Regions from separate parts of the Homo sapiens genome. Here all the other regions are linked to region 1. The links are chromatin contacts, found by Hi-C or POLR2A ChIA-PET in ENCODE. All regions are on one chromosome and are shown on one strand. The core of a region is the stretch at or near the end of the contact, and the rest is flanking DNA. Distances in the headings are between cores, read along the strand shown. Region 1 overlaps RPTOR (regulatory associated protein of MTOR complex 1). Region 2 overlaps RPTOR (regulatory associated protein of MTOR complex 1). Region 3 overlaps RPTOR (regulatory associated protein of MTOR complex 1). Region 4 overlaps RPTOR (regulatory associated protein of MTOR complex 1).

Evidence for each region. Hi-C counts contacts between places; a loop is a spot of excess contacts on that map. ChIA-PET counts read pairs that join two places held with the same protein, here RNA polymerase II (POLR2A). Pooled maps may share reads with other maps.
Region 2: a loop to region 1 is called in a pooled map, with 2.1 times the contacts of the local background. The contact joins two enhancer-like sites. A Hi-C loop is called at or near these places in 1 of 50 pooled maps. POLR2A ChIA-PET finds 5 or more read pairs at or near these places in 3 of 52 experiments (activated CD4-positive, alpha-beta memory T cell, activated CD8-positive, alpha-beta T cell and activated T-cell).
Region 3: a map of transverse colon shows a loop between it and region 1 (5-fold over the local background). The contact joins two enhancer-like sites. A Hi-C loop is called at or near these places in 1 of 168 maps with a recorded cell type or tissue (transverse colon) and 1 of 50 pooled maps. POLR2A ChIA-PET finds 5 or more read pairs at or near these places in 1 of 52 experiments (activated naive CD4-positive, alpha-beta T cell).
Region 4: a pooled map shows a loop between it and region 1 (2.3-fold over the local background). The contact joins two enhancer-like sites. A Hi-C loop is called at or near these places in 1 of 50 pooled maps. POLR2A ChIA-PET finds 5 or more read pairs at or near these places in 2 of 52 experiments (activated CD4-positive, alpha-beta memory T cell and activated T-cell).

Annotation. Positions count from the first base shown.
Region 1 is chr17:80,701,929-80,704,991 of GRCh38, reverse strand. The region is part of intron 3 of RPTOR (regulatory associated protein of MTOR complex 1); the gene reads right to left. Among named protein-coding and RNA genes, the nearest start is that of RPTOR, 160 kb to the right of the region's middle. Within about 2 kb of position 1,796, at least 5 of the 41 ENCODE cell types and tissues checked have a DNase peak (open chromatin) inside an H3K27ac peak, as active enhancers do.
Region 2 is chr17:80,854,934-80,858,030 of GRCh38, reverse strand. RPTOR (regulatory associated protein of MTOR complex 1) reads right to left here. Exons shown (of 34, transcript NM_020761.3): 12 at 2,484-2,567; 13 at 131-241. Among named protein-coding and RNA genes, the nearest start is that of CHMP6, 140 kb to the left of the region's middle. RefSeq lists enhancers at 1-494, 1,202-1,351, 495-1,425, 1,362-1,511, 1,248-1,542 and 3 more. Within about 2 kb of position 1,415, at least 15 of the 41 ENCODE cell types and tissues checked have a DNase peak (open chromatin) inside an H3K27ac peak, as active enhancers do.
Region 3 is chr17:80,909,203-80,912,021 of GRCh38, reverse strand. All of the region lies in intron 21 of RPTOR (regulatory associated protein of MTOR complex 1), which reads right to left. Among named protein-coding and RNA genes, the nearest start is that of CHMP6, 81 kb to the left of the region's middle. RefSeq lists enhancers at 273-322, 1,091-1,280, 1,401-1,630. Within about 2 kb of position 1,306, at least 2 of the 41 ENCODE cell types and tissues checked have a DNase peak (open chromatin) inside an H3K27ac peak, as active enhancers do.
Region 4 is chr17:80,876,188-80,878,931 of GRCh38, reverse strand. The region is part of intron 13 of RPTOR (regulatory associated protein of MTOR complex 1); the gene reads right to left. Among named protein-coding and RNA genes, the nearest start is that of CHMP6, 110 kb to the left of the region's middle. RefSeq lists enhancers at 1-340, 1,558-1,607. Within about 2 kb of position 1,456, at least 4 of the 41 ENCODE cell types and tissues checked have a DNase peak (open chromatin) inside an H3K27ac peak, as active enhancers do.

The DNA.
Region 1 (3,063 bases), core at 547-3,046:
ACCCCAGCCATGCGGTGGCCAATCTGACCCACATGTTCTGGAGGAGCCTGTTCAATGCCCAGCTCTCCTACAAAATTCCTTCTTGAACCCTTTCAGCAGGAAATAATTTTTTCTTTCTCTGAATTAACTTACACTGCTCACTATACATTCATGTGCAGCTATCTCAATTCTGTGTAGACGGTAAATTCTGTGGTGGTAAACACTGCTCACCCACATGTGTGCCTTTCTGTTCAAAATACAAGTTTTATATCCTTTCCCCAGCATTACAACACACTCAGTTACCAGCAACTAATTGCTGAGTCATACTCAGATTTTTACTGACAGTAATTACAATAATTATTAAAGAAACAAATCAATTTGTAGTAAAGAAACTGATAGAATCCTGCCTGAGGTTGAAGTGGTGTAAGTCACTGTCAACATAATATCAGAAAGTATGTGTGTACAAACAGCTGCATCCAGGTGCTGGGTACCCAAGGCGTCTGTGACATCATCCTTTCTGCTTTGCTATCTGAGATTCTCTGCATACTAAGACTTACGAAAATGATGGACACATTCTGGATTCATCACTGATGTGATGGATTCATCAACTGTTTATTTGTGTTCTTGGTGAGACAGAACCAGGCCACTGAGTCTTAATGTTCTAAATACCTGAATGTTGGCTGATCCCATACAACACACCAAGGGCAGCTGATAAATGAAAGCGCAGTTCTGGGGGCAAAGAAGGAAACATTTTATTCAGCTGTCACGACCTTGGCTACAGGCCCTCCAAAACCACATCCACTCAAGTAAGTACATTCTAAATTAGAAAATAAGTCTGAAGTAGAGGTAGCTAGACATTCCGTCTTCAGGTGGATAGGTAGAAAGAATGGCGGACACGTAGGACGGGTTCAGTCTGGAGAGATGGCTTCAAATCAGCGCAGCAGCAACAGCCCCATCTCGCCCATGTCTCTCCACACCCAACAAAAAAGCACCAAGTCCTGGAGAGGACCTAGTTCACCTGCTCCTTCAAACCAAACGCATCAGCTATAAGACCTGCATAAACATGAAATTTAGGTTTTTCTCTGAATCAGAGGCGTGATAATGGCCAGTCTAAGCAGCAGGCCACATCCCATTTTGGTCTGGGCCGTTATGTAAATTAAAACAAATACCTATGCATTTTTAATGAAAGTGCTTTTTAAAAAGTGTCCTGGCTAACTTGGTAGAAACAATTAGAGGTTTTCCAAGAAAGCGTTAGCCCAGCTCCAGGCCCCAGGGCAGAGGTGCAGCCATCACCGAGGCTCCTCCGGCAGTACTGGGGCCCTGGGAAGGAGGGTCTATGCATTTTCCTACCTCCAGGGATGCTTTAAGACAGCTCAAGTAGGGAAGAGCAAAAATGGAGAGGTAGGACTCAAAAAAAACTTTTTTTTTAATGGATGCTAAAGGATATCTCCTTGATCCTCCTGGGTCTCACACACAAGGCGGAATGGGTGTTCCTGGCTCAAGTCTGCAGTCAGGCCAGGGGAAGTGAGCCACCTGAGCTCACGTTTATCAGGAACGTCCACTGAAGCTAACTTCCCACCCCTTCTCCAGGGTCTAGGGTCCAGGTGGGGTGAGCGCCTGCCAGCCTCTTTTCATGCACATTAAAACCACTTCCCCTTAGTGAACACAGGATATGTTTTTCAGAGTCAGAAAGACTTCCGGAGTCATGGGCTGCAGATACAGGTGAGAAAAGAACACATGCAGAGCTTGCCAGACGGCGAGGCAATCAGAAGGAAGGAAAAAGCGCTGTCAACTAAACTCGAGATTTCGGAGTCTAATTCCACAGATCCACCCTGCTTTCTGGTTGCTAAGGCTACAGAAATCCCCCATGCATAGTGGTGAAGAACAAAGGCACGGAAAGATAAGGCACCCCAAAATAAGAACAAGCCACGGTGCTGATCTCCACATCTGTCTCCCTGGAGCACGGGCCCATCGATCTGCAGGGGCTGGGTTCACTGCAGGGCCCACAGATCGCTGGGAGATTTTCTAGTGAAATTGTCAAGTGCCTCCTGCTCCATCTCACTTATTACATTACTGCTGCGGCAGTTTTTCTCAATTCTACTCTCCTCAACACAGCTATCGAACTAGGATTGCTGAAGTCACAGCTCCACAGGAAAATCATTCGCTGTCTCCTGAGATTGCTCCTGAACAGGAGTGCTGTTCTTCCACGCCACACAGAAGGCCACGGGGTAGATTATTCAGGGACACCAATAAAATTAAGGATTCATCATTTCTGACCCTGGCTCTGTGAAGGTCTTATCCCATGGGGCTGCGAAAAACGGATTTAGCTTCATTTTCTTACCTATTGCGTAGAGAAGGCACATTAATGGACTAGCATGAAAGGCGCCACAGATATTAATAATACGCCTCCTGGGGCTTCATGGGAATTAATTAATATTTTTAAGGGCTTTGAAATGAGAAACACTAAATTAAATGTCACCACATTGTGTTAAGGTTTTGTCTCACAACTAGAATGCCAGGGATAATAGCTGTGTGGTCTGAGAGACAGGAGAGGCACGGGAGCATCTGATCATCCGGGGGAGTTACGACAATTTCTGCTGGACATATAAAATGACAAAGCAAGTCTCTAAACTACAGCCTATTGTGCTAGGCATTTTTCCTGAAATGCCAAATCTCAAGGTGCAAGAAAATATATGCACAGGAGTTTTGGAGGATGTGACAGCAGAAGATAATAAAAGAATGAATAACCGAAGAAAAGAAAACAAAACAAAAAACAAAACAAAACAAAAATGGGCCCTTGGTTTAATGAAGGAAAATGCAGCTCCAAATTTCATTTCCTTCTCAGTGACGGGCTCTTGTCCTAAAATGACACCTGGTAAATTTATATGCTAATAAGGCCTAAGAAATGCTACTGCAATCAGATTCTGCATTTTCCACGTAGACTTTTATTGGTATTGGAGCTCCTTCTCATACAAGTGCAGACTTCAGACCCTGGAGAGCCCTGAGCATGGGAGGGACTCTGCTCCCAGTGGCCCTCGTGGCGGCATGGTCCCGCTAGAAGCTCTGGTGAAGCTGCACAAACTG
Region 2 (3,097 bases), core at 166-2,665, 150 kb before region 1:
AGGAAGGGAACGGCGGTGCCTGGAGAGGGAGCGAGGCTGGAGAAAGGGCAGGCTGGAAACGCAGGGCTCGGCATCCCCAGAAGGGCCGGCAGGTTCACATCACTCTGGGGAGGAGGGCGGGGATACTCACGCTGTCCACTGCGAGGATCTTGGCCCAGATGAAAACGAGAAGTGGCCGCAGCTCTCGGGCCGAGCTCTGGAGCAGCTTCAGCACGTAGGGGAAGATGCCGACAGACAAGGCCTGGGGGCGAGGGAGGGCGTCAGCGCACCTGTGCCGCAGCAAGGGAACGGGCAGCAGCAGGGGTGCCACGCGGGACCAGCTGCGGTGCTATCTTCAGCACATATGGGAAACGCAACAGGAATGAATGGGCCTCACTTAAAGTAAAGAGGGGCTTCCTCCAGATTTATTCATCTCTGATTTATTCCTAGAAGCTGCCACATACTGCCAGCCTTGACTGGTGTCAAGAGACTGGAATGAATCGGGTGGCAGCTTTTCCTTGTGGAGGCGCAGGCTGCTTGCGCCTGGGGCCCTTGCCTGCCCTCAGTGGCCTCGTCTGCTCTTGGCAGCAGAGCATCAGGCACCTTCACTGTGTTGCTCACGTACGAGCCACGGCCACCTGTGACGGCACGGCCACCTCTCCGTGACGGCATGGCCACCTCTCCGTGACACCACGGCCACCTCTCCGTGACGGCACGGCCAGCTTGCTCAACACTCATGTTTGCACTTCAGATACACCTTGGGAGAAAGATGCCTGCCCTGGGAAAGGCAGGGAGGAGCGGGGGTTGCCCAGGGGCTCACTGGCGCCCAGTTCTGGCCATGTCATTCTCAGGGGACTCTCTGCCCTCAGAGGCAGGGGAGGGAGGGCGTGGAGGGCACTGCAGTGTGGAGGATGCCTGGCAAAGTACTGCTGCACTCCACAGCCAGGGGTTTCTGCTGTGTCCTTATCTCAAAGCTGCTGGAATTTCAAAGATATCCTAAAGGTATCACCTTCCAATAAGTGAGGTCCCCTGTAACCAAGACAGGAGGTGGTGGTGGGACCTAGGCCTGGGTCCCTTCCCTGTGAAAGGCCACATTTAACAAGGTATGAGCAGTTTCTCTGGTTCGGGTGGCTGGGCCCTCACCTGAGAGGCAAAATCTGTACCTGTAAAAATACCTCGTTTATCCAGCCTCGATTCATGTATTAGGCAAATTTCCAATGAGCAGAAGCTTAATTCTTTAAAGGGAAGAAACTGGTTTTAAAAAATTAACCTTAAAAATGAAACTCTTTCTAAACTGTTATGAATACATGCTTCCTGTCTTCTTAGAGTGCACGCAATACCACGCAGGCCTTTCCAGGATGACTAAGCGACACCACCACGCACACACCAAGTGACCGAGTCACGCCAGCCTTCCTCCGATGACTCAGGCCCTGACTCTGTTACAAGCTATTTGTGGCCTCAGGCACCTGGAGTGAAAATGGCCCAGTGGTGAGTGCTGAATGATTCTTCCAAGTTTTGGATGTTTTCTCTCGTCCTTCAGTGCTGGACTATCAATTACCACTCTTTGTCAACATTATCTGATGAAAATACTTAAATACACCAAACCCAGGTACTCACCACCCAGCTAGTGACAGCGGTTCCGCACCCACCGCCCCACCGCACCGCTCCCAAGCACAGTAAATTAAGGCTCATATGTCATGTGATTTCATTGGTGAATATTCAGTGTCTATCTCTAAAAAATTAGGTCTCTTTTATAAAAACATGATCCAGTTACCACACCCAAGAAAAACGAACAATGATTCTTGAATAACATAAATCCAGCACCTGTAAAATTTCTAATTGTTTTATGAGTATTCATTTTTGGAACTTCAACAGAACCAAGTAAGGTTTACTGTACATGGCAGCTGGCCATAGGTCTCTCGAGTTTCCTTGACTCTGTGGTTCCCTCTCAGCCTCCTTTTACTTTCCCTGTGAGTTATTTGTTAAACGCACGTCGCTTCTTGATCCTGCCTCTGCCAGGGTGTTTTTAGTGGCCATTACTACTCTGCTATAGAATGAGGAACCAGAAGAGCGTTTCCGAATTGTGCCTGCCATGATGGTGAGCAGACAGTGCTGAGGATCCAGACTCCTCCTGGGGGAAGCAGCACCACGAGGTGGGTGCTGCGTCAGGCTCAGGGGCGCCCTGCTCCTCCGCAGCGCTGGGGGCGGCTCAGGAAAAGGTGACCGGCCGACAACACACTCACTCCTATGTCTAACATCAGACATAAAGAGGGGCGACAACCCCAGACCCCCAAACGCCAGGCAGCACTGCAGGCTGCACGGGTACAGAGTGGGCTCCTTGAGGGCCTCAGGAGTGACAGGACACCAACACGGTGGACACACTCGCCCTGGGTCTCACGGCTGGGGGTGGCTCTGGATCATGAAATACGTGCACAGACTGAAACACGGAGCCTAATCTCTGTCCCACCTCCCTCAGCCCCCAGGTTAATGCGGAAGGCACGCACCAGGCTCACTGCCCAGGGACCCAGGTCCAAAAATCTTCCAAGCAAGTCCAATGCTCTCAGCCGGTGCACTTGGCTTAACAGCACCTGGAAGAACAAGAAGAAAATGGTATCACTGCAAACCATACTGGTGTGCAACCCCGAAACGCTGCTGCATGAGCTGCCAGCTTTGGAGCGGTCTGACCACAGTTCAGATCTGTCTGCTGCTTCAGTTACCTAGAGCTGGTGCTCCTTTCCTTACAAGTTCATGCTTTTAGACAGGTGAAGAAAACACGCTTTATGCCTTTATTACACAGATAAAAGATGCTCAATGTAGAAAATACTAGAACAAACATGCTTTAATTGCATTTAAAAAGCTAACCCACTGGTGACATTTAGGTATATGAACTCAGACATTGTTCTTTATGTCCACACTTCTCTTACTGATCTTGAACTAGATAATATGTGATTCTATTTCTCAGCTCCTTTTTAAACTAAACAATGCACTGTGAACATTGTTCATATCAGTAGGTATGTACTGACCATATTATTCCCAAAGGCGGCACAGTACTTCCGTTATGCAAATGTACACAATTCTTTTAAACAACTTCCCCAGTGATAGATATTTAAATTATCAT
Region 3 (2,819 bases), core at 57-2,556, 210 kb before region 1:
CGTAGCAGGCAGATGTGACGGTTTCAGTCCCAATCCTCCAGAGCGTCAGCTCATCTGAGAGGCCTCGGGACCGGTTGCTCTGGTCTGGGGCCTCCGTGGGTGGTTTCCTCAGGGGTGTTTGTGCAGTCTTATGACTTTCTTTTCTTCCTTATTTCCTTCCTGTCTGCTTTACTGCCTCCCCTTCTTGGTCTCAGACCATAATGTGTAACAAACATATATTTTTAAACATTATTTTAAAAGACACGGTCTCACTCTGCCGCCCAGGATGAAGTGCAGTGGCACAATCATAGCTCACTGCAGCCTTGAGCTCCTGGGCTCAAGGGATCTTCCAGCCTCATCCTCCTGGGTAGCTGCGACCACAAGTGCTTGCCACCGTGCCCGGCTAACTTGCTACTATTTTGTAGAGACGGGGTTTCACTATGTTTCCCAGGCTGGTCTCAAAACACCTGGGCTCAAGTGATCGTCTCTCGCCTTGGCCTCCCAAAGTGCTGGGATTACAGGTGTGAGCCACCACACCCAGCCTGAGGTTTATTTTTGTATTTATCTTATTCCTAGTTTAAAAGCAAATAATTATATTATTTCTTAGTTTTCTTACCGCATAATGAAAACATTAACTTAATTGACTGGCTATTTTCAACAGGCCAGTAGCACATAAAAGAAACCTGAGGAGATGGCCTGCTGCCTGGGGATGAACGTCTCCAGGTGCCCGTGCAGCTGGCCACACCACACGGTGACGAAGGAGGTGGCAGAATCCGCTGCAGGGATGCGGTGACGAAGGAAGTGGCAGAGTCCGCTGCAGGAGGGGAGGCCGGTGCAGAATTAAACAATCTGGACCTTTCCAAGTTGGCCAATAGGCTACTTGTGACTATACCGGTGATACCATAAAGAACAGGCCAGGCGCAGTGGCTCACGCCTGTAATCCCAGCACTTTGGGAGGCCGAGGCAGGCGGATCACGAGGTCAAGAGACCGAGACCATCCTGGCCAACACGGTGAAACCCCTCGTCTCTCCTAAAAATACAAAAATTAGCCGGGTGTGGTGGCTCACGCCTGTAGTCCCAGCTACTTGGGAGGCTGAGGCAGCAGAACTGCTTGAACCTGGGAGGCGGAGGCTGCAGTGAGCTGAGATTGTGCCACTGCACTCCAGCCTGGCAACAGAGCAAGAGAAAAAAAAAAAAAAAGAACTGAAGAAGAACCAACTGCAGACGGTAAGGTGATTTCCATCTAAGATATAACTAGACCAACAGAAAATAACTTAGTTGAAGGAACCGAAAGCCACAGAAGTATAATATCAGCAAAAGGAGCTGAGGAGCTGCAGGAACCCTGGCTCGATGGCCGGCCAGGACCCAGAAGGCCACAGCAAATGAGAGGGGGAGACTCGATAGCTCATTTGGAAAAAGCGATGGACTAGGATGGGAAGCCGTGGCTCCTCGACCCTGCAGACCCTGGCACTGAGTGATACCCGAGGCAACGCCATAGCCGTGACGAGGTCAGATGAAGACGTAGAACACCACAGAGGCTGCAAGAGTGTGGCCTTTCCCTGCATTCTTCCTGCAACATTTCTGTAAGCTTTTGAAGTTTTATCAAAAAGTTACCAAAAAATTTTTAAGTGCTATAATGAGTGACTTCTAATTCCACATAAATCATCCAACTTCCATAAGCAACTAGAAAACCAGGACAAATACCGTAAACAATTGTTTTTGGACACTGGGTGCTGGGTGTCACGGGCTTGTGATCCCTGAGAGAACGGAAATAAACAGCTGCCCTGTGTCCGGCTTGCAGGTAGTTTCAGGCAGTCCCAGGCCACAGTGCAGAGACGGGGAGCCCAGCACTTTCAGGGAACAGGAGACAGAGACTGGGGCTCCAGGGAGGCTGAGGTGGTGACAATTTGCAGGACAGAGCACTGGAGAGGGGAAAGCTTCCAAGGTCTGCAGGAGAGGCCCCTGGGGTCTTTGACTAAGTATTCATCTGCTCAAGGGTAGAGTGACAACCCATGAGGCAGAGAAAAAACAGCGGGAAGGCGGTAGGCCAAATGCCCAGAGCTCACAAAAGGGACTGAGAAGAGTTTACAGTCCCCAAAGAGAAAGGACTAAAATCAATGACCTCTGCTTCTACCTTAAGAAACTAGGATGAGAAGAGCAAATTAAACTCAAAGTAAGCAGAAGAAAGCAAGCTTTATTGATGAAAGCTCAATCAATCAAATGGAAAATGGACAAACAACAGAGAAAAACCAATGAAACCAAAAACTGATTCTTTGAAAAGTTCCCTTGAGCTAGAATGGCCATGAATAAGAAACCATTAACTAGAAGGGTTTTGAATGAGTCAAAAATTACTGCTATCAGAAAGGGAAGAAAAGTCTGGGTGTGGTGGCTCATGCCTGTAATCCCAGCACTTCAGGAGGCCAAGGCAGGAGGATCACTTGAACTGAGGAGTTAGAGACCAGCTTGGGCGACACACTGAGACTCTGTCTCTACAAAAAATTTAAAAATTAGCCGGGTGTGGTGGTGTGCACCTGTAGTCCCAGCTACTTCCAAGGCTGAGGTGGGAGGATTGCTTGAGCCCAGGAGTTGGAGGCTACAGTGAGCCGTGATCAGGTCACTGCATTCTAGTCTGGACAGAGTGAGACTGTCTTACAAAAACAAAAAACAGGTGCAGTGGCTCACGCTTGTAATCCCAGCACTTTGGGAGGCTGAGGCAGGAGGATCCCTTGAGCCCAGGAGTTCAAGACCAGCCTGGGCAACACAGGGAGACCCCATCTCTTATAAATAATTAAGTAAAGAAAGAAAAAAAAAATGGAAGAAGGGCCAGCACTGTAGCTCAC
Region 4 (2,744 bases), core at 207-2,706, 170 kb before region 1:
GAGGGTCCTGTGGGCGTCCTGGAGGAAACAGGCCGGCTCTGAGGCTGGCAGTGTTACCGGAAGCCACACCAGGCTGCCTAACTTGGGGACACTTCTGCAAGTGCTGGCTCTGGAAGGGAATAAAATGATCCTGCCTTGGATATTCAGGGGTAACGATAATACTTCGGGAAGTATTTGCCCAAAACCCGAGGAAAAGGGGCAAGATTTGAAACAAAACTAAGTTTCAAGTCCAGGTTCTCCCTCTTACTAGTCAGGGACCCAGGTAAAGTTTTAAAAATCTGTGCTCAGCTGGGCGTGGTGGCTCATGCCTATAATCCCAGCACTTTGGGAGGCTGAGACAGGCGGGTCACAAGGTCAGGAGTTCGAGACCAGCCTGGCCAATATGGTGAAATCCTGTCTCTACTAAAAAATACAAAAATTAGCAGGGTGTGGTGGTGCGTGCCTGTAGTCCCAGCTACTCGGGAGGCTGAGGCAGGAGAATCGCTGGAACCTGGGAGGCGGAGGCTGTAGTGAGCTGAGATCGCACCACTGCATTCCAGCCTGGGCGACAGAGCAAGACTACGTCTCAAAAAAAAAAAATCTGTGCTCAGGTCGTGGAGTCAGAGATGAAACCACGCATGTGAAAGCAGTCTGAAACTGCAGTGCGATGTACAAATCATGGATGCTGTGTTTCTTGGAGAGGGACCCACAGAGCATGGGTTTCTAGGATCAATACCTAGAAACTGAGCAGTGACAGACACTGCATCGACAGAGTGAGGCGTGCGTTCTGCCAGCTCCCAGCATGCTCCTTTCCAGAGGACGAAGGCCATGCAAGGACAGAGGGCCGGAATTTTAAGAACTGGATGCCTGAGGATCAAGAAGAGAACGGCTCTCCAGTGCAGCCCTGCACAGCTGGCCCTTTCCCACTGAGGCAGGAGCAGTTTTGCAGAGGGAATCTGCTGGTTATGCAGCCCAGAAGCCCCTAACCCCGCCATTTCTCAGGGGTGCTCTTACAATGAGGTGTTTCTGCCTCACATCAATACACTGATGAGGCGGGTTATGGGCTGGGCTGCTGGAATGAGAGCTGAGCACGATGGGGAGCGGGTGGTCAGGGAGCCAGGCGCCGGCCTCAGATTGCAAGCTGCTCCCCCGAGCTGAGGAGGCCAATTAAGCAGGCAGTTTTCAAGCAACAACTGGCTTTAGCTGAAGGTTTTGACAAATAAACTGAGATGCATCGACCGCCGTCCACGTAAAGACTCAGCCCAGAGGGCCAGGGCAACAGAAAAAGCACTGGGTTCTGAGAATGAAGGCACCTTCCTTTGTTTTAACCACAGGTTCCACAAGTCAAATCGAAGCCCACACATTCACGGTGAAGCTCCTCAAACATGTCTCACGAGAGTGTAATGAAGCATCACTGACTCAAATCTCACTAATTCTGAATTTGAGGCATGCAAATCAGGGTGGGAGAACTTAGATGTGCCCTTGGTATCGGAGTCTGGCAACTATGTGGTGTATACTACCAGATGTCTGTTCTGATACGGTCATTATGCCAGGTGGGAACCACGGATGATGATGCCTTTTCATACCTTCATTTTCAGCGCTCGGCAGGGGTCATTTACATATCTGTTTAATACACACATTTTCACTAACTCAAACCGCCCCCACCCTCCCCGCAGGCAGGAACCTGGGAGCTCCCACTTCGCTGGCTAGGGGGACTGGGGTGGACTCTCTCGGCTGCTGCTCACTCGCCCAAATTACAAGCACACTTAGACCAAGGGCCTCGTTAAACAGAAGAGGAAACAAGACTTGAAACCACACACGCGCAGAACGGCAGCCAGCAGGCAACACACACTCCCTGCGTGGCACGGGCTCAGTGGGAAGACCCAGCAGGCGACACACACACATCCTGGGCGGCACGGGCTCGGTGGGAAGACCCAGCAGGCGACACACACACCCTGCATGGCACGGGCTCGGTGGAAGACCCGGCAGGCGACACACACACCCTGAGTGGCACGGGCTCGGTGGGAAGACCCGGCAGGCGACACACACACCCTGCATGGCACAGGCTCGGTGGAAAACCCAGCAGGCGACACACACACCCTGTGTGGCACGGGCTCGGTGGAAGACCCGGCAGGCGACACACACACCCTGTGTGGCACGGGCTCGGTGGAAGACCCGGCAGGCGACACACACACCCTGCGTGGCACGGGCTCGGTGGAAGACCCGGCAGGCGACACACACATCCTGGGTGGAGGGGCTTGGTGGAAGACCCGGCAGGCGACACACACACCCTGCGTGGCACGGGCTCGGTGTGAAGACCCAGCAGGCGACACACACATCCTGGGCGGAGGGGCTTGGTGGAAGACCCGGCAGGCGACACACACACCCTGCGTGGCACAGGCTCGGTGGGAAGACACGGCAGGCGACACACACACCCTGCGTGGCACGGGCTCGGTGGGAAGACACGGCAGGCGACACACACACCCTGCGTGGCACGGGCTCGGTGGGAAGACACGGCAGGCGACACACACACCCTGCGTGGCACGGGCTCGGTGGGAAGACACGGCAGGCGACACACACACCCTGCGTGGCACGGGCTCGGTGGAAGACCCGGCAGGCGACACACACACCCTGCGTGGCACGGGCTCGGTGTGAAGACCCGGCAGGCGACACACACACCCTGCGTGGCACGGGCTCGGTGGAAGACCCGGCAGGCGACACACACACCCTGCGTGGCACGGGTTCGGTGGGAAGACACGGCAGGC